Regions from separate parts of the Mus musculus genome. Here all the other regions are linked to region 2. The links are chromatin loops, found by intact Hi-C in ENCODE. Cell type or tissue: heart. All regions are shown on one strand.

Region 1 (5,000 bases), 210 kb before region 2:
TAATGCAAATAAAGATGTTAAAATAGCAGGGAGAGATGGTTCAGTGGTTAAGAACACAGACTGCTCTTCCAGAGGTCCTGAGTTCAATTCCCAGCAACCACATGGTGGCTCACAACCATCTGTAATGGGATCCAATGCCCTCTTCTTGTGTGTCTGAAGACAGCAACACTGTACTTACATATATAAAATAAATCTTTAAAAAAAAATAGCAGGGAGTCAAGCTGAAGGCCTGAGTGTATGTGACCTTTAAACTCGAAGGTCCTTACGGATTCACAACTGGGAAAGGGCTAGCTTCTTTGAGAATCTCAAAAACATGTTGAGATTTTTGTTGTTGTTGTAGTCAAAACATGTCTTAACTCCCTTGTGACCTAGGCTAATAAGGATTGAATTTAATCCTTGGGGCCTATGGCTTTATCCATACTCCTTTCCAAGGCACCCTAGAAACCACCTTATGATCTCATTTAAAAATGTTCCTAGTTGAACATGGTCATGCCTGTCTTTAATCCAGTATGCTGTGTGAGTGTTTCGTCTGCATAGATGTCTGTGTACCATGTGTATGCCTGGTACCTTTGGAGGCCCAAAGAAGACAGCTGTGAGTGGCCACATGGGTGCTGGGAATCAAACTGGGGTCCTGTGGAAGAGTAGCAAGTGCTCCCAGCCACCAAGCCACTTCTTAGTTAATACCAAATCTGCTTCATACTGACTTGTCCTGAAAGTTTTTTGGTTGGAAAGTTAAGGTCTTTGGAAAAGTCTCAGAGCCTGAGGGTGGCACATGCCTTTAGTCTCAACTCTTGAGGCAGAAAGGCAGAGGCAGGAGGCAGGAGGCAGGAGGCAGGAGGCAGGAGGCAGGAGGCAGGAGGCAGGAGGCAGGAGGCAGGAGGCAGGAGGCAGGAGGGAGGCAGCAGTCAGATCTCAAGTGTTCCAGGCCAGCCTGGTCCACAGAGTAAGTTCCAGGACAGCCAGAGCTACACAGAAAAATCCTGTCTTGAAAAACAAAAAGAAATGAGCTCTTATAAATATCATTGGTCATTGTGTTTTTATCGAAGCAATAGAAACATGACCATGACAAAGGGTTTCTCAGTATGTTTCCCAGCCTGCTCTTGGGTGCAAGCAATCCTCCTGCCTCTGTCTGCTGAGTGGCTGGAACTACAGGTATGTACCACTGCCCCTGACTTTACACTGTCATTTTTTGTTTCGTTTTGGAGTTAGGCTCTCCCACACTCTAGGTTAGCCTCAGATGCACCGTGTAACAGACGATGGCTCTGGCCTCCACCTCCCAGGTGTGCTGAGGTTTGCTCTGTTGCTGTATTGTAATGCTAAGTTCTATATCCCAAGGTCTAGTTGCCTCAAAATGAGTGAATTCTCACATATGCCAGCTTTTGTTTGCAAACCTTCTTCCTTCGTTTAAAACTGTTGGTTAAATAAAGATGCCTACAGCTTGTAGCTGGGCAGAAGAGTGGTAGGCAGGGCTTTGGTCTTGGGGTCTGAGGAGAGACCACAAGGGTAAGGAGAATGGGGAAGAAGGCAACATGGAGTCGGTAGATCATGAGGGCGTGGCCATGAGGGATGGTCAGTTGGAGTAGGAACGGTCCAAGCAGAACACAGCAAATGATCTCTCAGGATTTTGACAGGAGAAGTAGACAAAATAGCATAGAGAGTTAATATCTGCCCTGTTCTAGTGCTTTAAGGAGTATTATAAATATTTTATTTAGGCACTAAATGATCTCAGATGGGGTAGAAACACCCAATTAATGCTTACTGCAACACAGACAGGCCCATGAATTAAAAGCATAAACCAGCATGCCTAGCTTATAACGATTTTTAAAAACTCACAAAAGTTGGATCACAGAGATACAAACACCACTTGGTATTTGTGGCCTTGTGATAAGTGGATGAGAAACAGTTACAGGCGAAGGAAATAGAAGCCAGTGGACTTCTCGCCCAGTGCTTTTAGCGTTTGCCCAAGCTCCTGGTGTTGGTGGCTCTTCTAGTCCTTGTAACCCACCCACCCCCACCCCTATCTTGCTAACTCTGGTAGTGTATTGGGTTATTTTCTGACCTCTGCTCCCCCAGGGGACCATCTGACCAGCTACAGACATCCCTGTTTAAGGTCTTCCACAGCTCCAATCAGTTAGGACCAGAGTATGTGCAGCTATCATCAATTTTGGACATCTATTACTGTGCCATCACGCCCCCTGGTGGGGTATTGAAGAACTGCCCAATTTCAATTTCCACTTTTTTTTTTAATTGGATATTTTCTTTATTTACATTTCAAATGTTATCCCCTTTTCCAGTCCCCCCCTGAAACTCCCTATTCCATCCTCCCTTCCCCTGCTTCTATAAGGGTTTTCCTCCACCCACCCACCCACCCACTCCCACTTCCCTGCCCTTAGTTCCCCTACACTGGGGGCATCTATCGAGCCTTCATAGGCCCAAGGGCCTCTCCTCCCATTGATGCTTGACAAGGCCATCCTCTGCTACATATGCAGCTGGAACCATGATTGCTTAGTCCCTGGGAGCTCTTGGGGGACTGGGTGGTTGATATTGTTGTTCTCCCTATGGGGTTGCAATCCCCTTTATCTCCTTCAGTTCTTTCTCTAACTCCTCTCTTGGGGACCCCGTGCTCAGTCCAGTGGTTAGCTGTGAGCATCTGTCTCTGTATTTGTAAGGCTCTGGCAGGGCCTCTCAGTAGACAGTCATATCAGGCTCCTTCAATTTCCACATCTTAAAGGGTGTTTCAGTGTTAGGGATCCTCTGAAAATTTATTTCCCTGTAGGTGGTGTTCCTTTAGGAATTCATCCAGCCATGTTGACAAAATATATTATCAAATGTCCACTATATAAATAATTCATTTACTGAGTTAGCTGACCCAAGTTATCAGAGACTGTAAAATAATTGGGGGAATCTAAGCCTCCCTAAGTGACAGGTGACATTTGGCCAAGATTAGGCATGTGTATGTCGGGCTTGGAGTGACTTACAGAAATAGGAAGACCATGGAAGTTCTTGTGGGCGTGGTGGTGTTTTGCATGGAGCAACGAAGGGAAACTGTATTTCAGAAGTGGACAGGGGAGGCGCTTTCAAGACAGAAGAACCAACAGATGCCTTGCATCCCTCTCCACTGTCCATCCCCTTCCCCGTCCCCATTTCTACCCCTCTCTCATTAAGCACGAGAGTCTTCAAGCCACAGTTCCTTAAGGTGCCTCCAGGAATGTGGGGGCTGTCACCACACACACCTTGCACCCTCCTCTTCCTCCTCCTCCTGGCATTTTGTTGCCAGTTGTGGCCCCACACTTTCTCTGTCCAGTGGCCTTGAAATAACCCCTTTACTCTCTCCAGGGCCCACAGGACACCTCTCATGGGTCTCTGCGGCCCTGCTTATCTGAGTTTACCCAACAGATGTCTCTGGAAGGCTTTCTCTGGTAGAGCAAAAAGTGGTGGTGCACGCCTTTAATTCCAGCACTCGGGAGGCAGAGGCAAGCGGATTTCTGAGTTCGAGGCCAGCCTGGCCTACAGAGTGAGTTCCAGGACAGCCAGGGCTATACAGAGAAACCCTGTCTCAAAAAAAAAAAAAAAAAAAAAAAAAAAATACTCCGAGGGCACCTTTCTTCTGGAACACAGGATGCAAGCCTCCAGTAGGGGCTCCCCTTTGCCTCCCCCCTCCCGCCAACCATCCTTTCTCTCTCTAGTCACTGGATTCAGAGGCTTCCCCCCCCCCCCCCCACACACACAAAGACTCTGTAGAAGGAGCCTTGGGACTCAGAATCTTAAGTAGTTGTTGGAGGGACACTCCTGGTGCTCAAGGGAGAGAAGTCTATTGCAGTAGAAGGAACCCTGGGTCCACAGAGAAGCCACTTCAGGGCCACCAGCCTCCTGATTGTTAATGTGGTGTTCTTGGTTCTACCCTATTCGGACACTTAGCATTCGTTCTTCAAGGCAAAAACTGGCCACAAGGTGGCAGCAATAGGTTAAAAAAACAAACCAACAAAAAACCCTCTCAGATAACTCGCTGTTGCAGCCCAGACAGACTGGGAAAAGGAAGACCCTTGCTTGTGCCACAACCTGTCCTAGAAAGAGAGGCATGCTGACTGAGCATGGTTGACCTGGAATACGAGACCTTAGCAGTCCAGCCCCAGCTCTGAGCTAGGCTTGGACACAGGGCTTTCTAGACCCCTGTACCATTCCTTCAGCGGCTCACGGAAGTCCCAGAGTGCTCATAGAGTCCTCTGTAGAATGGCAGAGCCAGGTCTGCAAGCACACATAGGCATAGTTTAGTGAACCACCAGCATCAGAGCCCAGTGGAAAGGTAGCCAGCCCCCAAGAGCCTGGGAAGAAACCCCAGGGCCTGTGCGGTCGGCATCAACAGTGCCCCATGTGCAGAGGGGACAGAGGAGGAATCGTGAGCCTGGAGCTGGGGGCAGAACAGATTGCAGTGGGGGGGGGGGGGGGGGACTCAGAAATGAAGGAGGAGAGACAGGGCCTCCAGGAAGGCAGACACACTCAGAAGGGTCTGGACATGTGGCAGAGTCCAGCGCAGGTTGGATGACTTCAGCTTCATGTGGGACAATAATAGGGGCTGGTCTTGGGGTGATTGGGACACTTGGGGTACAGAGAAGACAGGCCCTCCTTGGGATTCCTTTGGACACTTTCCATGGGGTACAGAGGGAGGGGGACACTTGTGAGGGACCTGCTAGGCTCCTTCACCACTTCTGCTCTGCCCTGCCCTTGACCACGTCTCTCCAGTTCCACCTCTCATTTGTATGGGGCCATGTGTCCCTCTCAGCCTCAGTTAACCTGGGCAGAGCAGGCGCAGCTGTCCTGTGAGGACTCTCCCTGTGTGATCAGCTAGAATGGAAGGCGTTCTGCACTGTGGGGACAGAACGTACTGACCCAGTCTGAGGGAGGAAGGCTTTATTCCGTTGCTTTTTTTTGTGTTCGCCTGTAGTGCATAAGAGTCCATAAAAAAGGGAACAGGGACTTCTGCTCTGTGGCTGCTCTTGGGC
Region 2 (5,000 bases):
TACTGACAGAGGTAACTATTTTAATACTGTAGTCTTGTAATGACAGGGGTCTACACAGCAAGTTATCGTCTCAAGAAATGCAGACTCTACATAAAATGAAAACTGAAAAGTGCCTTGTAAGCTATTACTCTGGAGGTACCACAAGGCAGAATTCATGGAAAGAAAAACAAAACAAAACTACAGGCTCATTTACAAATTACAAGTGGTGAGGGATGCTGCCTAGTCTTCACTACCTGTAGCCATTCAAAGGCCAAAGAACAGATACAAGAAAAAGTGAGCCTACAATATTTAGAACAAACTACTTAAAAGAAAAACTACTCAAAGGAAATGCTAATTCCTCCCAGCACTATTAGAAGTGGAAAGTAAATTAAAACTCTCTAAACAAAAGCTGGAAACCTCTTCATGTCTAGGAAGCAGGCAGGGTTTAGACTAACATTTCACTCAGTGATACATGGTTCTCAGAGCTCTATAGGTAATCAAGACCAGTATTTATGCTAGTCTCTTACATCAACAATTTTCCAGATTAGAAAACACATTGTTCCTCAACAACAATACATTACACTACCTTACTTCCACACACACAGCGTTGATTATTTTACAGAAGAAACTCTAAGATGTCAAGTCACTTCAACTAAGGAAGGACAAGCAGATGGGTTAAGTGAGGAGCCTGGGAGACTGCACGACTCTACTCAGACGGTAACAGACACTGCCAACTTTAAAAAAGTTCAAAGTACATCACTCCAGGGGACGAAACCTTACTCGGACATCTGCGCAAGACAGAATCTCAAGAGTTTCAGCCCAGTAGCTCTAACTAGGTCTCCCTCTGTAAGAACAGGGAAAGTGAGGCAGACAGCGGGCCCGGCAGGAAGTAATGCCAAATTTGGAGGCTCGCTTGGGGGTGCTGCTGGTGGGATGACTCCCCTGTCCCACTCTGGCGCGAAGGCCAGAGGCAGCAGAATCCTTACTCTGGGACACCTAGTCAGACTCCAGAGTGAGGGAAGAACCCCGACTATCCCCGTTTCCGCTTACCATCCCGATCTAGGGCTTTCCAACGGAAAGGACTGCCCTCCCCAAGGGTTTTTTACTTAATATTTAGCTCAGGCCTGGAGAGTAGGAGAATCCGCTAGGTCTGGCTCCCGCCTCCAGCCTCTCTCTAAGGCGAAGAACTCTCCCCAGCCTCGCTTCACGTCGAACTCTCCACCCCAAGGCAACACCAGACCATCCCAGGGGAAGTCGGCTTCCCACTGCAACGCAAAACTCCCCAGAAGGAATCCCTGCCCACGACGTGCGCCCCTCGGCCCCTTCGGTTCCGAGGAGCCCGAACGAGGGTCTCTCCGCGTCCGGAGCCTCCCCAGGAGGTACCTGCTTCTCACCTTAGCCAGTCTCCTCGGGAGGGTGACCCCAGGACCTCCTTCAGTCAAGATCCCCTAAAGGGGAACACCCTCTTCCAGGAACCGCTTTCAGGCGCCTCCAGCGCGGGCCTCGGAGGAGAGTGTGCCGGCTGCTTCCCAGGCTCTGACCAACGCCACCCTCTCCAAGACCCCTGCCCGGAGACGGCCACGGCCCCAGTCCAGTCTCTCCGACCCAGGCTTCAGCGGCTGTCCCCTTCCTTCACAGGCGTCGCTAGCCCTCAAGCTCCCTCCCCGGCCACGTCCCCAAGGGGCTTCCCAGAGCAGCGCGGTCGGGCTGTGGCACTGACTTGCACTAGCTCCTGGGCCCACCGGAGGGAGGGGACAGCGACAGCGGCGCGACTCCTTTGTGACAGGTCCAAGAGAGCGGTAAAGATGGACGCGGGGACACGGCACTGCCATTACGCGCAGGGGCCCACCCCCGCTTCACACCGCCCGGGCCCTCCCTCAGTCCCCTAGGAAACGCCCCTTCCTCAGTGGCAAGCCCTCTCTCTCAGACAGCCAATCATCAGTCAAGATTTGTGTCACGTGATCTCGCGGGTCGGCCCGCCAGCCTGGAATGAACCAGCTAATCCCCTTGCCGAAGGGCGAACGACCCAATCAGATCGCTCCATACGGTCTTGGAGCACCGGATTTCCACGAGGCGCTCGGGGAGGGAGAGAGCTGTTGATTGGACTATGCCGCCGGAAGCGGGGTGGAAATGTGTTGTGGCTGTAAGGAACAGGAAGCCCCGAAGGGTCAAAAGGAATACAATAGCGAAGTGTGTTTTCTTCCTTTAAGCCGTCGTTCTTTTCTTGGTTTCTTTTCTAGTTTTTTAAGAGCGAGAGTGGCCTTGGCGGCGACGGTTTACGGTAGGCGCCGCGGAGGTGAGGGCGGCTCGCCTCCCGCGCTCTCGTAGGTGAGTGCGGCCTGGGTCCGCGCCGGGAGGCGAAACCAGGCTTCTCGGCCGTGGAGAGGGTGAACTCCAAGCCAGAGTTAGGATTAGAGCCCAGGTTTGTCTCCAGCCCGCGGTCCTTTCTAGTGCGGTGTCCTGAGTCGCCCGGCTTGGGAGTTTGCGGTGCCCACTCCGGAGCGGAGCCGCGGGAGTCTGCGGGACGGCGTGGCGGTCGTGGTGGGAGGTTCCGACTCTTTCTTACGCGCCCGAGCTGCCGGGCCCCTTGTCTTCTTTCAGCACTTTGCGGTTAGCTGGAGCCATCAGGCCTAAAGTGAGCTGCTGCCTCGGTTCCATTCGGAGCAGCTCCTCGCTCCTTAGAAAACGTGGAATGCCGACTTGAGCATCGTTGAATCCCGAAGTGTGTAGTTGCAGGATGGGTACATAATAAATTTCCCCGTTGCAGCGCCTCGCTCATTCTCTTCTAGTAGGAAACAAGGCTGTGTGCTTATTTTATTAGAACACAACCGGTCGTTGAAATGTCTTCTTTGAGAGTTGGTGCCCTTGGAATGCCAGTCCACGCAGAGGGAAAGGGAGAACTATTGGTCATGGAAATGGCTTCTTGGGGGAACACAAGGTCTGTGGCCCTTGGTTTTAAAATGCAAACCCTGTGCTGCACCCTTGGGTCAGTCTGATTGTTTAAGTCTAGAGTGGACCCCACAAAGTCTAATATGAACCTCTGTAGGATTTGCAGCGACTTGTCAACCTGTGTAGCAAGTTTCGTTGGTTAAGTGAATTGATTTATTGAAGTGTCCCCAGAGACATCATAAAAATGGTTTGGAGGAGCTCCGTGTAGTGGCTTGTACCTGTAATCCTAGGACCACGAGGCTGTGTGTGGGTGTGGGGGACTGTCAGTTGGAGACAGGCCTGGCTTCCTTAGCAAGACTGCCAGAAAACAAAGCAGAGTATAAACTACCAAGCAAAATGGTTTGGCGGGTACTGCTTCTGAGATATTTGAAAGGAATCTGTAGAACTTTCTATGACAGAAGGAGCTGAGTTGAAATAAAGGCAGCTCCTGTGTTTCAGTTGGAGCCTAAGATGAGCTATGAATAATATGTAAGGGTCTGAAAGTCGGATGGCCCAATTATCTCTGAAGTTGAAGTCTTAAAAAAGGAAGAATTATGTGGGGAGCATTTACCTGGTTTCATCCTTCGTTGTCACCGTACGTTTGCTTAAAGGCAATCTTCAGCTTCAGAAATTGACAGTGAAATAATTGAACAGTGTGATTCAACTGTAAGCTTGGATATAGTGTAATATGCTTTTAGGGAAGCAGGATTAATCAGTTTTAGTGTGTTCACCTTATTGACACGTCTTCCTTCTTGAATGTGATCAGTTTCCCTCTAGAAGTGCTTCTAAGTGTTTTCACCTTTGTTTTGCAGTTTCAATTATGATGCTTCAAACCATGAGTTGCTTTTTTTTTCCAATTATCTTGGTATTTGATCTTTTTTTTTTTTTTGGTTGTTTTCAGACAGTCTCTTGTAGACAGTCTGGCCTTGGGTTTGATGTGTATGGAAAAATAACCTTAAGCTCCTGTTTTGTTTCCTTTTTTTCTCTCAGGTGTTGAAATTACAGGTGTATGCTATATTTGGCAATATGAATTAGCCTTTTTGACATTGAAATAATGATTTATCCTGTAAAGTTCTAGTCACATATATATTGATGCGTTCGACTGTCTTCCACACACATTTTCACTCTTGTATCCAGTAGCTGTTTTTGTTTGCTTTTTTTATTTTTTTTATTTTTTTTTTTTTTGGCAGGGTCTTGTTATGCTACCCAAGGTGGCCTAGAACTCAAGATTTCCAGGCTGGGCAGTTTCTTCATTAATTCTCTTCTGATCCAACTCTGTTATTAAACTGTAATCTTTGGGGGGGGGGTGTGTTTGTCTTTTGAGACATAATCTCCCTAGTTAGCCCTGGGTCTCCTAAAACTGGCTATATAAACCAGGCTATCCTGGAACTCACAGAGATCTGACTGCCTCTGCCTTTCCAGTGCTGGGAATAAAGGTGTGTGCCACCACGTCCCCTCTTAAACACTGTAGGTTTAGCTCCTGAAGTTTTTGTTTACTTTTATCACTTTAAAAAGAAGTTTCATATTTTTGCTGTTAATTTCAAGGCTTGGTTTTTATTTTAAATATCGTAAGTATATTTGTTGTGTAATCCGTGTATTTAATTCCCATAGATGTTTTTCTTGTCCATTATTCCCAAAGTTTTCATTCTTATCTCCCTTCCCTTTCAACGTGTAATTCTTGGGTCCCGGTTTCCAATAGGGAGGGAAGGGTTATGAGCACACCCTGTGGGCTGCCCTTGATTCTTCTGTTGCCTCTCCATAGTACTGCTAGAGTGAATTGTTCAGGTCAGAGAAGTCCTCAGGATGAAAGCATCTACTTGAGTCATGGGCTTAATTTCTGGTTGTCACCTTCTAGATTTTATCCAAAGTTTCCACCATCTTTTTGGTTTAACAGTTATCATTTAGTTACTTTTGTATGTGATGTCTTTGATATGTGTATGTACATATTTGTATGTGTGTATGAGCAGATTTACACGCAATATTACATGTTGTATCAGAGGATAACTTCAGGTGTTGGTTCTCCTACTTTTTTTTTCCTTTTAAGACGTATTTTAGATTTGCGCGTGCGTGAGTGCGTGCGTGCATGCGTGCGC
Region 3 (5,000 bases), 66 kb before region 2:
GCAGTGGTGGCGCACGCCTTTAATCCCAGTATTTGGGAGGCAGAGGCAGGCGGATTCCTGAGTTCAAGACCAGCCTGCTCTACAGAGTTCCAGGACAGCCAGGGCTACGCAGAGAAACCCTGTCTCAAAAAACAATATCAAGGGGGCTAGAAAGATGACTCAGTGGTTAAGAGCACTGATTGCTCTTCCAGAGGTCCTAAATTCAGTTCCCAGCAACCACATGGTGGCTCACAACCATCTTTAATGGGATCCAATGCCCTCTTCTGGTCTGTCTAAAGACAGTGACAGTGTACTCATATACATGAAATAAGTAAATAAATCTTAAAAAAACCCAAAACAAAACAATATCAAAAACAACCCAAAAACTAAAAAACAACATTGTGCTGGCTGGTTTTGTGTGTCAACTTGACACAAGCTGGAGTTATCACAGAGAAAGGAGCCTCCCTCGGGGAAATGCCTCCATGAGATCCAGCTGTAAGGCATTTTCTCAATTAGTGATCAAGGGGGAGGGCCCAGCCCATTGTGGGTGGTGCCATCCCTGGCTGGTAGTCCTGGGTTCTATAAGAAAGCAAACTGAGCAAGCCAGGGGAAGCAAGCCGATAAGTAGCACCCTCCATGGCCTCTGCATCAGCTCTTGCCTCCAAGTTCCTGCCCTGTGTGAGTTCCTGTCCTGACTTCCTTTGGTGATGAACAGCAATGTGGAAATGAAGGTGAATAAACCCTTTCCTCCCCAACTTGCTTCTTAGTCATGATGCTTTTGTGCAGGAATACAAACCCTAAGGCAAACAACAAAAGAAAATGAAGAGATCCAATGAGATCTGACACCCAGTTTCCTGCATGGACAAGTGCTGTAGAGGGTTAGGGTTTATGTTCTGTTCTATAGCATGAAAATGTTAAAGCTCAAAACGATATAACAACCAAAAATTTTCTTATTGCCTGTGTGAAATAAAATTGGTCAATATCACCTGAAGCCTGGCCAAGAGCTCTGTCCTATCTGCCAGTTAACTGGTTTCCTAAATTGGTCTCCTCTGAAACCTTCAATCAATGGCCATTAATTAAAAGGCATGAGAGCTTAGAGGGCAGAGCCAGGACCTGAACTCTCCTATCTTCTTGCCTCTACCCACCTGTGCTGAGACTATAGAGGTGTGCCACATACTAGGTTTTGGGTTCTTTCTTCTTTAAATTATAATTTTACTTATTTTGTTTTCAAGTAGGCGCATGCCTGCTACAGCCTGTGTATGGAAGTCTGAAGACAACTTTAGGGAGCCAGTACCACCTTGTGGACCCTGGGGATTAAACTAAGGTTGTCAGGCTTGTGGGCGAGTGCCACTACCCACACTAAGCCATCTTGCTGACCCACAGATTGTTTATAAAGACAACAAAACTCAGTATGGCTTGCTTACTATTACATTGTGCGGTGTGTTAAAATTTCAGTGTTTTGTGTTTTGAAAATCAACTCTTCACATTTATTTCTCTGCATGCCCTTATAAGCAGAGGTTTGGGGTGTTGAGATGGCTTGGGGGCTGAAGGCACTGCTGTGTAAGACGGGTGACCCGAGATCAACCCTCAGAACTCACATGAAGGTGGAAGGAGAGAACCAACTCCACAAAGTTGTCCTCTGAGCTCCACATAGCCATAGTCTCCTGGCAACAACCCCACCCACGATCCATCACATATGTAAATGAATACATTAAAAAATTGTTGTAAAGCAAGGGTCTACTTGATTTAAATCAAGGAATTGACCATAGGAACTAGAGGGGCACAAGTCACTTAGTAGTGTCGAAACTTACCCATAATAATGTCCTCTAAACATCCAACCACAGCATCAAATTCTGCATCAGAGGCGGAGGAGCTGAAAAAACACATCAGGATTAGGTGCCGGTCCAAATAATTATTTTTCGAGCTGAACTTGTGTTTTCTGTGGGTAAGGGCATTGAACCCAAGGCCTTGCACACACCAGGCAATCACAACAAAGCCCACTAGCATTTTTTAAAATGTAAGATTCCCAACGTGCATAAAAATAATAGCAAGATGATCCTCCCATCACTCAGTTTCACCAATCAAGGATTATTGTCTAGTACAGAAATTACAAACACAGGAAAACACTCGTGACGAAAACCGGTATGACAATCACAAAAGCAGCCAACAATTTGGGTAGCTGAGGCTGGTGCGGCACAACTTCATACTTCCGCGTTTATTACCCGCAGGATTTACTCACCGCATCCTGGCTCTTAACGCCACACCTATCTGCTGGTGAATGTGACCGCACGCGGGAGTGGCACCGGCCTAGGGGGTAACTGGTCAGGAGTGGCTTTAGACAGGCGGTGAGGCCGCCGCCAGCCTGGGCAGCTCAAGGCCTCTGGGTTTTTGCTGACGGCCACGATTGAGGCCAGAGGATTGTGATGGAAGCGCTGGTTATCTGTGACATATGCCCGTGGTGGCCACGGGAAGAAAACGCCCCGCTAGAGCGGAGCCTCGACCGGCCAGCCCGCAACCCAGAGGACGTCCGCAGGCCGAGGTCGAGCAGACCCTGGCCGCTTCACTTACAAGGACAGCGCGAAGCTCTCTTCTTCTAGGGCGTCCATCGTAGGGGCGCCGCAGTCACCGGCCCGGGCCCGGGGCCCTGCCGCTTCCTACCGCGCCCGCCGCCGGGCCGGGATCCTCTCTGACCCGCGCGGCCTCAACTGCATCAAGGGCCCGCAGAAGGCCGCACCCACGCCCCGCCCGGCGATCGCGCGAGGACGGGGCTGCGGCTCCTGGCTGGGCCCAGCGCCCGCCGGCCTCTCGCGGGGCTACCCCGCCGGTGTGTTAGGGCAGACGGAGCTCGCAGCCCCGCCTCCTGTCACTATGGTTACCCGCGGTTCCAGCAGCCAATCACAGCCTCAGGTTCCCGGTCTCACGCAGAAGACTGCAAAAAATGGTGGCAGTAGACTTTTTTTTTTTTTTTCTGGATGAAAGAATTGGAGCCAAGAGCCTCGGTTTCTTCATTTTCAATTTAGGAATTGTAAAGATCAGGTAGTTGAAACCGTGTTTTAAGAGCGCTAGAAATAGCCAAATTGCTCGAAAGCCACTCTCATAGTTTGTCCTAGATAATGCAGACGTCTGATTTACTAGAGAGTTACTTCTTGGAAGTATGGAAGGGTCCACGGCATTAAGTGGATGACTTGTAACTTAATTTGTGATCTTCAAATCAAAAGCAGTGCGTTGTGGCATGCGTCTGTAGTCCCAGCACTTGGAAGGTGGAGGTTTAAGGCATTCAAGACCTGCTCAGCTACATAGTGAGTTTGCTGCCAGCTTACTCGCACCAAACCCGTAAACAATTATTAGGCAGTAAGTGGTTCCTTGGGTAATTATGCAGCACAAAAATGTTGACAACCACTGAGAGAGATGTAATCAGAAATTGAATAACTGCTTTGGAGAAAGTCCCCTCTAAAACTGCCACACCATGAAGAAAGGTTTCCTGGGATCGCCCCCCCCCCCCGCCCCCTTTTTAAGCATGCCTCTTTGGTGGTCTGATACCTTTTAGCCAAATGTGTAGTACATAACTAGAAAATTTATGGTATGAATTAGGGTTACGTGGCCAATCTGAATCATTTTGGAATGGACATAAAATGTGTATCCATGGATCTATCTTAACAGCATCAGGAACCAAGATGATTTCAAAGACACTGGAAGATCAGAGTATCCTGGTCAAGCTGAAGACAGGCGTGCTGGTAGGTTTTTTGTCAGCTTGACCTGAGTGACCTGGAAAGAAGTTGATTTTGTGTGTGTCTGTCTTTTTTCATCAAGACAGGGTTTCTCTGTGTTGCCCTGGCTGTCCTGGAACTCACTCTGTAGATCAAGCTGGCCTTGAACTCGAGACTCACCTGCCTCTGCCTTCCAAGCACTTGGATTAAAGGCCATGTGCCATCACCTCCTGGTTTTGAATGTGGATTATTTTAATGACTGAGGGAAGGCCCAGTCCTCTGTGGGTGGTGCCATATCTGGGCAGGTGTAGGATCTATGTAAGGAAGCTCAGCATGCTATGGAGAACAAACCAGTTAACAGCATTTCTTTATCTACTTCAGTTCCTGCCTTCAGGTTCCTATCTCAACTTCCCTCAGTTATGGACTGTTGCATGGAAGTGGAAACAAAATAAACCCTTTCTTCTCACAAATTGGTTTTGATTAGTGTTTTGTCACAGCTCTGATAAGCAAACTAGGACAAGCATCTAAAAATTCTGTTCCATTGAGCACTGGTAAGACAGCTCAGAGCAGACAACTAAGATCCTATTAGATCCTTTTTCTATATCCTATTTACTTTTGAATACATACATGAACTGCCTGCTGATTCCAAATCATGGATCCACGGAGAAAAGGAATGAAAAATTTGTCTCCACTAGTTACCTATTGCTCTTTACAACTCCTCTCTCAAGAAACCTAGTGAACTAAAACATTTCATTTACTTATTAATCTGCATTTTGGGAAGGTCTTGGCAAGGATATCTTTTTTCCATTTGGTTGCACTGGAGCTTGAGATGACTTTCACAGAGCTCAGGTGGGTGGCAATTTAGTGGTGGCTCACAGCTGGGAGTTGGTGAGGATTGTGGTGGTGGTGGGGTAGTGGCTTGGGGAAGGGTGTCAGTCCCTCTCCATACAGGCTTTCTGGAGGTGTTTGGGTTTTCTCACACAACAGCAATTGGACTCGAGCAAGTATTCCTGTCAGGCATGATGAAGTACACCTTTAATCCCAGCACTTGGGAGGCAGAGGCAGGTAGGTATGTTTGAGGTCAGTCTGGTCTACAAAGGGAGCTCTAGACCAGCCAGGACTATGAGAGACCCCGTCAAAACAAACAAACAAAAATAATAAAAAATAGCACCCCCTCCCCAATATTCCGACAGATAGGGAGCAGAACCTTCAGGTAAGATACTCTACATATAAAATAAAATCTGGGGAAAAAAAAGAGGCTGAAGAAATGGCTCATAGGTTGACAACTTCATGTTTTTCTTGAGTTCAGTCCCC
Region 4 (5,000 bases), 57 kb before region 2:
AGAAGGTAACAGGGCAGCAAAGATAAAGATTTAGATGGTGTTGAACCAGTAGTACTGGAGGGAAATGTATGCTAGCTGGGCAGAGGATTAGAACTGCCTAGCCGTGTGTGTGTGTGTGTGTGTGTGTGTCTTTCTTTTGAGAATCAAGATAGCTCTTGAGCGGGTGCACACATGTGACCCATCGGGAACACAAAGCTGTATAGCTAATTTGCTGCTATATACCATACCTAGTTAAACTTTAACTTTTTCTTTGAGGTGCCAGGAAAGGAACACAAGGCCTTGAGCATGCCAGACAGTACTCTACCACTGAGCTAAAGATCCAGTGCTATATACCCCGGACTATTCTGGAATTCACTATGTAGTAACCTAGGCTGGCTGAAAATGCATTCATATAAATCTTCCAGTCTCAGCCTTCTGAGTGCTGGTATTGCAGGCCCGACTTCTCTCCCTTCCTTCTTATACTTGATTCTCTCCACCCTGAGGAGTAGGAGCTTTAGCAGAAGACACCAATGAGAGCTGTGAAATCTTAAGAGTAAAAAATGCAACAGATATTTTATTCTTCAATGCAAATTACTGCATTCGCCACAAGCTGAAAGAACACATAACTATATCTATATATACTTATATGTATATATATATATATATTTGGATTTATGGAAGACCAGAGAGACACAAGGAAACCCCAGCACCCCAACACATACAGCCAGGAAGGAGATCGCCTCCGTTGTAGGACCGGTTTAATGAACCACAAACAAGAAAGAAGGAAAGGAAGGAAATAGGATGTGCAGTGAGTTTAACACACTGTAAAACTCAGAAGACATCTACTGTTCAAGTATAAACTCAGTAAGTAAGGACTTGGCATAAATTGAAAGGCAGTTGCTGAGGTACACCATTATGAAATAAGTCTTAAAAATTTACAATTCTACCTTCCAATTTTTTTTTTTTTTTTTGTGAGAAAAAAGTGGACTCTTGAAGGCCTTCACCAGAGACCCTGAGAGGGATATAAAACACTTTTGATGAAGACAGAGTCAACAATTCATGATTGAACTTGCTATTCAAAAACATGTATTTATTTGAAACAACAGAATATGTGTTCCCAGGCTGTCTTCTAGAGATTACTAATTGAAGAGTTTCAAAGTATATTACTTCCCAAAACAATACTGATTAAAAAATTTTTAAAAACAAAACAAAACAAAAAAACCTGATTTGATGGTACCTCAAAGATACACTAACTACCAATTTTCTCCAGTCTAACATTGCAATTGGTTTAAGAGTTCCTCCTGCATTGGTAAAACATTTTCCTCACAAAACATGGGTACTGAAACTGGATAGAAACACCATGGATGAAAATACCACCAATTTTCTGTAGTTTAAAAAAACTAGAATGCTCTTTGGAATCACTGAAATATAAAAAAAAACTGGGTTTTGTTGTTATTCTTTCCCTACAGTCTGTGCACCTTCTTTCAGGATCTTCGTGCTGTTTGTAGTAATGACCTGTGTGATCTAAGCGACGCTACGTTTATAGATTCAAGTCTTGCAGTGCAATATCCAAGCTTAACACACCTGGGTTCTCTGACCAGTGATACTTAACCCAGACACGCTGTCAATTACTTCTCCAAAATGACTTCACTCCAAAATAAAAACTGTAGACTAAGACACAAAACACTTTGTGTTAAACAATCAAATAAACCCAACATGAAGAATTCTGGCGTGGTTTCAGTATTCAGGAGACCCTTGCCACCTGTTATTTTTCATGGAAGTACCACAGGCCCACCTGCTGACATTCAGCCTTCCTTGGCCTCAAAAGGAATTCAGGGATGGCAAGTTGGATTAGACTAAGAGAATTTGTCTTTGATAAACTACCAATTTTAGCATAAAATCTGGCCATGGCTATAAGTTTCAATGTGCGTACAACTGGTTAGAGATGTTTGTGGTTTTTTTTTTCTTTTTGAACATTGGCTGGAATTGAGTAGAAATAGGTCCATGATATCTCTTCACATGTGTCATGAAATATGAGAAATCTGTCTGATTCTAGACACTATTTCTTTACGACACAATGGGCAGGTCTCCAGTTGCAAGGCACAATCCATGCACAGGTCGCTGAGGAAAAAGATATAAATGCCAGTTAAATTAATGCTTTAAAGGACAAATTCTACCTGCTAGCTAAATCCAAAATGTTAACAAGTATATTGGGGAAAGGGTAAATATTATATATACATGGTTTGGAAAAATCACATTAAAAAAGTTAAATAAAAATTAAATTTCTCTTCCCATTTTTATCTTTAATCCTCCTCCTCTGTAGGCTAAAGAAGTTGTTTATAGTTCACTAAAGTCTATATGTACATATTATACTCACACACATGAATGTGTATGTATTTTGGATGTTCAGGGATGTATGCTATTTTTTTCCTCTATCAACTTGTCATTTATCCTAGAGATATTTACTAAATACATCTTATATCACAGATGTGACACAAGGCCTATATTGCATATTAGATTTTCAGTTTTTTAAAATGTTATGTGCATGAGTGTTTGATCTATGCATATGTGTACCATGTGCAGTGCCTGCAGTGGCCAGAAGAAGGCACTGGATCCCCTGGAACAATTACATATGGTTCTGAGCTTCCATGTGGGTGCTGGAAATTGAACCAGTATTCTTAATTGCTGATTCATCTCTCCAGACCTCCTAGCTTTTTAATAGAAGCATGACATACTCCTTGGCATGCATTCTTACGTTTCTGTCAGTTTTCTAAGCCAGTATAAAAAGGACGGCAGTGATGGCACAATGCCTTTAAATCCCAGCACTTGGGAGGCAGAGGCAGGTGGATTTCTGAGCTCGAGGCCAGCCTGGTCTACAGAGTGAGTTCCAGGACAGCCAGGGCTATTCAGAAAAACCCTGTCTCAAAAAACAAAACAAAACAAAAAACAAACAAACAAAAAGGGCTTTCAGACAAATCTACTAACAGATTGGTATTTACGCATATAGCAAGAAGTGCTGACTTTTATTCATGTTGTAAATCAAAGCAATCAAGGCAGTGGCAGCATCTTTGTCTTGCCCCTGACATCTTAGGATGCTTCCAGCATATCACCATTAAAAAGATGCTAGTTCCTGAGTGCGTGGTCATACCTACAATGCTTTAGCACTTATGAAGCTGAGGCAGAGCAGCCTGAGCTCTATAGCAACACCTCATCTAAAAAACAAACAAAACTTATAAAAGTAAAAAGAAAAGAAAAGCATTTCAGTGGTATAGTACTTGCCTAGCATGTGTGAGGGTCTGGGTTCTATTCCTGCACTGCCCAAAGATAATAAAAAAGATGCTAGCATTTAGCTCAAATATAATATTTTAAAATATCGTTAAGGACATTTTTATCTGTTCTTTATTTGAGATTATTTCACTGGGCAGACCAGAAGGCTTGCCTTGAACTCATGAGATTCACCTGCCTCTGCCTCCCAAGTGCTGGGATTAAAGGTGTGTGCTGTCACCACCAGCCAGCTTCTTATTGTATTTATTAAAACCTTTTTTAGATTTACTTATTTTATGTGTGGGTTTTGCCTGTATGTCCATATTTCTGTGCACCACTTGCATACGTGGTGCCCTCAGTGGTCAGAAAGCATGGGATCTCTTAGAATTTGAGTTGCAGATGGATTTGAGCAACCAGGTAGGGACTGGGAACCTAACCCACGTCTTCTACAGGAGCAGAAAGTGCTAGGCTCTCCCTCTAGCTACTAATATTTTATTTAGATATATAATCGTAATTTTAAAAAGTGGTCTTATAGCCAGGTGTAGTGGCTCCTGTCTTTAATCCCAGGGCTTGTGAGGCAGAAGCTGGTGTTCTATGAGTACAAGACCAGCCTGGTCTACAGAGCAAGTTCCAGACCAGTCAGGCCTACAGAGTGAGACCCCATGTCAACAAAAACCCAAAACGAAACAAAAAGAAGTTTTCTGAGCATTTTGGTGTTTTCTTTTCAGCTTTTAGTGTGTTTGCCATGCAGATTTTATAAGAATAGTGCTGTAGGTTTATTTTGCATGTGATCTAGAGACATTTAGATAAATTTGAACTACTTTCCCCTTGAAAAAGTTAAAGGTTCACCAGTGAAAGTATCTGGGCTTAGTGCTTTCAGGAGGGAGGCAAAGGCAGACTTCACAACCATTTAGTATGGCAAGAGAAATGGTGTCCTTTCAGTCTTCTCTAGGGGTCTAGGGGTCACTTTCCCCTACCCCCCCAATTTGTTTTTTTTTTCACTTCTTTTTTTATTAGATATTTTCTTCATTTACATTTCAAATGTTACCCCCAAAGTCCCCTATACCCTCCCCCAACCCTGCTTCCCAACCCACCCACTCCAGCTTCCTGGCCCTGGCATTCCCCTGTATTGGGGGATATGATCTTCCCAAGACCAAGGGCCTCTCCTCCCATTGATGGCCAACTAGGCCATCCTCTGCTACATATGCAACTAGAGACACAGTTCTGTGGGGGTACTTTTAGTTCATATTGTTGATCCTCCTATAGGGATGCCGACCCCTTTAGCTCCTTGGGTACTTTCTCTAGCTCCTTCTTTAGGGGCCCTGTGTTCCAACCATTAGATGACTGTGAGTATCCACTTCTGTATTTGTCAGGCACTGGCATAGCCTCACAAGAGACAGCTATATCAGGGTCCTGTCAGCAAAATCTTGCTGGCATATGCAATGGTGTCTGGGTTTGGTGGTTGTATATGGGATGAATTCCCAGGCAGGGCAGTCTCTGGATGGTCCTTTCTACTGTATCAGCTCTGAACTTTGTCTCTGTAATTCCTTCCATGGGTATTTTGTTCTCCAGTCTAAGAAGGAATGAAGTAGCCACATTTTGATCTTCCTTCTTCTTGAGTTTCATGTGTTTTGTAAATTGTATCTTGGGTAGTCTAAGTTTCTGGGCTAATATCCACTTATCAGTGAGTGCATATCATGTGTGTTCTTTTGTGATTGGGTTACCTCACTCAGGATGATATCCTCCAGATGCATTCT
Region 5 (5,000 bases), 310 kb before region 2:
TGGGAGGCTGTGCTATAAGAGAGGCCACTGGCCAGGTATGGCTGGCTGTGGGATGGGACAGGGCATCTAGGGCATTTCCTCCTAGTAGTGGCACCTGAGTCAGGAGGATGGGCTGCCTGACTTTAGGAAGGATGAAGACAGAAAGGAACCCTCTGGGTATGTGGGGGCTGCTCCCCCCCCCCGAGCTTGGAGTGCAGTGGCAGCATTGTGATAAATCGGGAGCCCACCCCCTATAATGTCATCAAACAAAGAAGGCACTGAACCTGGGCAGGAAGGGGCAAGTGACCGGCAGCTGGGCCCTGTCTGCCTATCTATAGCATGAGGCATGTGTACCCGGGTTACTGAAGCTACTTGAGTGTTTCCAAGGCTGTTATGTGAGTAGGGTGGGAATGGGGGTGAGGGGGTGTTGTTAGGCAGAGGCCAGCTGCACTGGGGTCTGCACAGGTGTGCTTGTGGGGGAGGGGTGGATGCGCCTCACCTCCCCCTCTATGCGTGTGCATACCTGTCCCAGGCATAAGGAGAAAAGCAGAGGGTGTTCACAGCCTTCCTGGCCTCCCCCACCCCCTCCGCAACCCAGACTGGCCAGGGCTGCCTTTGGAGGCCCCAACCTGGAAGCTATTAGGGGCCTGGATAATGTCTGCCCTGCTCCTGTTTCATGGGCTTGGCCTTTCTCAAAGGAGCCAGTTGGAGTCTTCTCTAAGTCGAGCAGAGCCCTTTGCCAGGCCTGGCAGCTCCAAGCCAGTGGATATGGCAACAGCACCCGCTGTCACACTTCTGTGGGGCTGTGGAAAGGCCTGCCCTCAGGACTGGTACTTGGGCTTCCTGCCAATCCCCACCCCTCTCCTCTCCCCTGCAGATGCTAGTACTGCTTCTCTTAGGTCTGTTTTGATGGAACTGGGCCAGGAACATGGGGAAGGAGGAGTATGTGCATATGTGTGTGTGCGTGTGTGTATGTGTGTGTGTTCAGAGTTCTCTTAAGAGTGTATGTTTAGGGGCCCATCCGTGTGCTGGTGCAAGTATATCTATCTATTTGTATAACCACATGGTGCCTATAGGTCCATCTCTGACTGTGTCATTTATCCCTGTTTTGTGTGGATGAGATGGCGTGTATGTTCCCAGATGTGTCTGTGTGTGCAGAAATGTCTAGATGCTTGTGGGCGCCAAGGCTACCAAGTCATCACACGGGCCGAGACTCTGAGTCAGAGAGGACAGGCACATTGCCTGTTAGGAACTAGAGCCGGGGTCTGTGTGGCTGGCTGGTGACTGTCTACACAAGCATCTTTGGGGTTGAGATATGTATGGTACTGTAAGTAATGAGGGTGGTTGATTTGGGCTCAGTGGTAGAGGGCTTGTTGGTGGCTTTGCCCGAAGGGGAGCCCGAGAGACTTGAAGTCTCGCTGATGTTACTTGAATACTCATATGGACTTCTGAAATGTAGAGTCTCTGCTGCGTCCCTGCCAAACATCCTGGCCCATAGAACTGTTAATTGTTAATTAAGCGAGGGTCCAGGTGAATCTGAAGCACACCCTGATGAAGGAATCCTGGGCTTCCTTGCCAGGTCCCCGATGTACAGGTGGAGAGGCAGAAGCCCAGAAAGGCCCAGTGGCACAACAAGCAGCCTTGAGAGTATGAGGGGCATTGGAGCCAGGGCTGAAGGTCTCTACTGGACTTAGGGGCCACCCTGGAGCACACCTCCCCCTGCTTCTGCCAGTACTGCCCTCTTCATCCCCTGAGCACACACAGGGCTGATTCGGGTGACTGTCGGTGGTGGGCACAGCCCAGTAATGGTCCTGTTCTTCCGCAGGTCTGAAGAGGCACCCCAGAGTATCCTAGAGAGCAGTGGATCGAGGCGTCCATCACACGCAGTGAGATCATGTTAGATCTCTGTCCTACGCGCCGTCCTTGAGCCTAGCCCCAAGTTCGCACCCAAGGCCAGCCCAGCCTCACTATGAGCCACGGTCCGAGCCCGCGGCTGGCTGAGTCTCCGCAGCTGTCCAAGAGCAGCCTGCTCACCATCCTGGGCAGCCCGTCCCCGGAGCGCATGGGCCCGGCCGACTCGCTGCCACCCACGCCGCCTAGCGGCACCCCGTCACCAGGACCGCCACCCTCACTACCCTTGACTGCTCCCGCTCTGCTGGCCGACGGCGACTGGGAGAGCCGCGAGGAGCTGCGGCTGCGGGAGCTGGAGGAGGCGCGCGCGCGAGCCTTGCAGATGGAGAAAACAATGCGCTGGTGGTCGGACTGCACGGCGAACTGGCGCGAGAAGTGGAGCAAGGTGCGCGCCGAGCGCAACCGTGCGCGGGAAGAGGTGCGCCAGCTGCGCCAGCGCCTGGATACGCTCACCAAGGAGTTGGCGGGCGCGCGCCGTGAGCGCCAGGAGGCTCAGGGCGAGTGCGAGGCGCGCGGCCGCGAGCTGGCCCGGCTGCGGGGAGTGCACAGTGCGGCCGACAAGACTCACGACGGTCCGGAGCCCGAACGCGAGCAGGAGCCGGTGCGCGACATCGGGGCGGAAAGGCCGCCTGGCAGCCAGGTGCGCCCTACTACACGACTTGGAAGAAGGCTGGCATTCGGGCCAGTGTTGCACAGGGGCCCAGATGGGAGGGAGCAGTGACAAGAGCTAGTAAGGATCTGGTTTCCAGTGCGGTGCTGGTCAGCCCTACGTCCACTTAATGGTGGTGGTGGTGGGGATCTGGAGCAGGTAAAGGTCACCTTGCTTTGGAGATTCCCAAGTTCTAGCCGTCCCTCCTCCCCATTTAGAAGTCATCAAAATCAAAGAATCTTCCATAATAAGCACAGGAGAGATCCTTGAACTTGGCTTAGATTAGTGATAGAGCTGACTCCTCATTCTTTCATCCTGAAGGGATGTGGTCTCTTTGGGAGCCTTTGGGAGGGGTGGCAGAAAAACTGTCTAAACAAAACAAAACAAAACAAAAAGTTAGTTAAGCTGGGACTGAGAGGAGGCATACAGATTAGCTGCAGGAAGTGCCAGAATCCATAATCTACCGTCATTGCAGAAGCCCGGAGGCTGGGGGCCTGCTGAGCCTGGGCAGTGGCGGTAGCTGTCCCCATCATTCAGGGTCTACAGTCACATTATCTCCTACAGCAGACCCTGAGACACAGGGAGGTTCAGAACTGAGCTCTGTGTTGGTTCCTCCGGCAGCTGGGTTTGTACCCTGGTGGTGAATGCTAACACTATAGTTGGTCAGAATGACAGAATCCCAAGGGCGGGCCACAGAGGCAAAGACCCAGCTTTGGTCCCCAGAAGACCAGACCCCAGCAATGGTTCTCTTAGCTGCTCCCCTCCTCTCTGACCTAACCCTCTCCCTATGACCTAGTATTTGGAGACATTTTTCTAACCTAGCTACCAGGGCCTCGTGTTCTCTTTGCCCTCTTGTTTGGTAGTCATCACAGCCCCAGAGTCCCCAGGGACAGTTTAGAGCCCCAGGTCTACAGTCTGAGTTTACATGCCAGCTCAGGTGTGACCCTTCCTTTCTGTCATTCCCATCTGTCCCAGGTGGCAGCCAGAGTGCACCACAGGACCATCTGAGGTCAGGGGAATAGGAGGTCAGTCCTTCACAAGTTCTCAGAGCCACCAGCCTCCCTGTGCCCAGGTTTGCCCCTGAATCGGAATCCTGAGCCTTGGTGGGAATTCTTGCCTCACTAGTTGCAACCATTGCACCCAGTGTTTGCATACTTGGGGTGATGGGGGCCTTCCCGGGGAATGTTCCAGGAAACAGGAAACCCTGGTAGCTGGCAATGTTCTTCCAGGATGTGAAGGCGGAGGCCCAGAGGAGAATAAAATGAAATGCCAAAGACAAAACCAGGGCCAGGAGGCACTGTTATCACCTGCCTCAGGTCACTTAGCAAGCTCCTTCCAGAGCAGGGCCTCAGCTAGCCATGAGGATGGAGGCCAGAGCAAGGCCCTGGACCAGGCAGTCCCTTACCTTGGTCCCCACAGGAGCTGGACCTGGTAGAGAGCCTGCTGAAGAGCAGACCAGAGGAGCCTGAGGGCTGCTGGGATGCCTGCAGTGTAGCAGCAGGGGGCCCTCGGGTCAGCTCAGGACGCCAGGATCGCAACCGCCTGCCCTGGGAGGACACAGCCAGTACAGAAGAGGATGCCTCCAAGTTGACTGCTCTGCGCCTACGGCTAGATGAGTCCCAGAAAGTGCTCCTCAAGGAGCGAGAGTGAGTTATGGGCGGTGGGGTTGGGTGAGGGGCTGGAGCCTGGCACCCCCAGAATCCTAAGTGATAACACATGAAAGCCGTTGAGGCACAATCTCAGGTTTTACTTCCCTCAGGGTGGATTTTTGTTTTGGTCTTTTTGGTCATTTTTCTCCCCTCCCCCCTGCAGCCTCCCACTACAGGACTGAACCCAGGACATGTGCTTACTAGGGAAGTGCTCTATCTACCATTGAGCTAAATCCCAAACCCCACAATCTAAGATTTTAGAACAGTGAACCCACTACATTCTTTTTCATTTTTTAGTAAAGATTTTTAAATATTATGTGTGTGATGTGTGCGTGCGTATGTTATCTGTCTGCCCATCCTTCTGTCTGTGAGTGTATGTTTGTGTCTATATGTGTATGTGTATACCGTGTGTGTGTCTGGCGCCCATGGGTATTGGAAGAGGAGGGTATTGGATCCCCTGGAACTGGAATTACAGATGTTTATAAACTGCCATTTTGGATGCCAGGAACCAACCCTAGGTCTATTGTAAGGGCAGCAAGTACTTTTACCTCTGAGCCATCTCTCAGTTCCCCATCCTTTTGTTTTTAAAATAGGGCCTCAGTACATGAACCCATGCTGACCGTGTGTAGCCTACGGTGACCTCCAGCTTACTTCTGGTGGTAGAGAGGGTAGCAGGCTCAGAAAAAGCAGGAATGGAGATTGGTTAGGAAGTTTAGGGTTAGAGGAGTTGTGTTTGGCTCAGCAAAGTAACAGTTTGTGAACGGGTAGGTCTGGAGGTCCGGAGGAGTCTGGATGAGAGGTGCAAAGGCAGG

The links. A loop is a pair of places that touch in the nucleus more often than their neighbours do. Peaks named below come from ENCODE experiments on the same cell type or tissue, not always from the same donor. Only the 100,000 strongest peaks of a DNase experiment are listed, where the experiment ranks them.
Region 1: it touches region 2 in a loop (3.0-fold over the local background); 12 of 42 quality-filtered maps call a loop at or near these places.
Region 3: a loop joins it to region 2, with 4 times the contacts of the local background. A loop is called at or near these places in 5 of 42 quality-filtered maps.
Region 4: a loop joins it to region 2, with 2.0 times the contacts of the local background. A loop is called at or near these places in 6 of 42 quality-filtered maps.
Region 5: a loop joins it to region 2, with 2.7 times the contacts of the local background. A loop is called at or near these places in 2 of 42 quality-filtered maps.

What each region holds. Positions count from the first base shown.
Region 1 is chr8:94,811,930-94,816,929 of GRCm38, reverse strand. It overlaps Ccl17 (chemokine (C-C motif) ligand 17), which reads right to left. Exons shown (of 3, transcript NM_011332.3): 3 at 4,894-5,000. Among named protein-coding and RNA genes, the nearest start is that of Ccl17, 4.0 kb to the right of the region's middle. In heart, CTCF peaks have their summits at 2,196 (motif pointing left) and 3,940 (motif pointing right); DNase peaks (open chromatin) are centred at 3,356 and 4,039; H3K27me3 peaks cover 329 bases.
Region 2 is chr8:94,598,804-94,603,803 of GRCm38, reverse strand. It overlaps Psme3ip1 (proteasome activator subunit 3 interacting protein 1), which reads left to right and starts at 2,078. Exons shown (of 8, transcript NM_028221.4): 1 at 2,078-2,307. Rspry1 (ring finger and SPRY domain containing 1) reads right to left here and starts at 1,863. Exons shown (of 15, transcript NM_026274.4): 1 at 1,374-1,863. It overlaps LOC115486880, which reads left to right and starts at 913. Exons shown (of 2, transcript XM_030243886.1): 1 at 913-991; 2 at 1,159-2,188. The coding sequence starts at 913. The coding sequence ends at 1,868. In heart, no CTCF peak of the experiment used is centred here; DNase peaks (open chromatin) are centred at 993 and 1,953; H3K4me3 peaks cover 3,684 bases; H3K27ac peaks cover 2,666 bases.
Region 3 is chr8:94,664,449-94,669,448 of GRCm38, reverse strand. It overlaps Arl2bp (ADP-ribosylation factor-like 2 binding protein), which reads right to left and starts at 2,849. Exons shown (of 6, transcript NM_024191.2): 1 at 2,548-2,849; 2 at 1,791-1,852. The coding sequence starts at 2,585. In heart, no CTCF peak of the experiment used is centred here; a DNase peak (open chromatin) is centred at 2,818; H3K4me3 peaks cover 1,973 bases; H3K27ac peaks cover 1,464 bases.
Region 4 is chr8:94,655,804-94,660,803 of GRCm38, reverse strand. Rspry1 (ring finger and SPRY domain containing 1) reads right to left here. Exons shown (of 15, transcript NM_026274.4): 15 at 528-2,100. The coding sequence ends at 2,004. Among named protein-coding and RNA genes, the nearest start is that of Arl2bp, 8.3 kb to the left of the region's middle. In heart, a CTCF peak has its summit at 2,568 (motif pointing right); no DNase peak of the experiment used is centred here.
Region 5 is chr8:94,910,613-94,915,612 of GRCm38, reverse strand. It overlaps Ccdc102a (coiled-coil domain containing 102A), which reads left to right. Exons shown (of 9, transcript NM_001033533.3): 2 at 1,805-2,530; 3 at 3,959-4,185. The coding sequence starts at 1,949. Among named protein-coding and RNA genes, the nearest start is that of Ccdc102a, 5.0 kb to the left of the region's middle. In heart, a CTCF peak has its summit at 2,099; DNase peaks (open chromatin) are centred at 408, 612, 2,132 and 2,476; H3K4me3 peaks cover 1,798 bases; H3K27ac peaks cover 2,762 bases; H3K27me3 peaks cover 401 bases.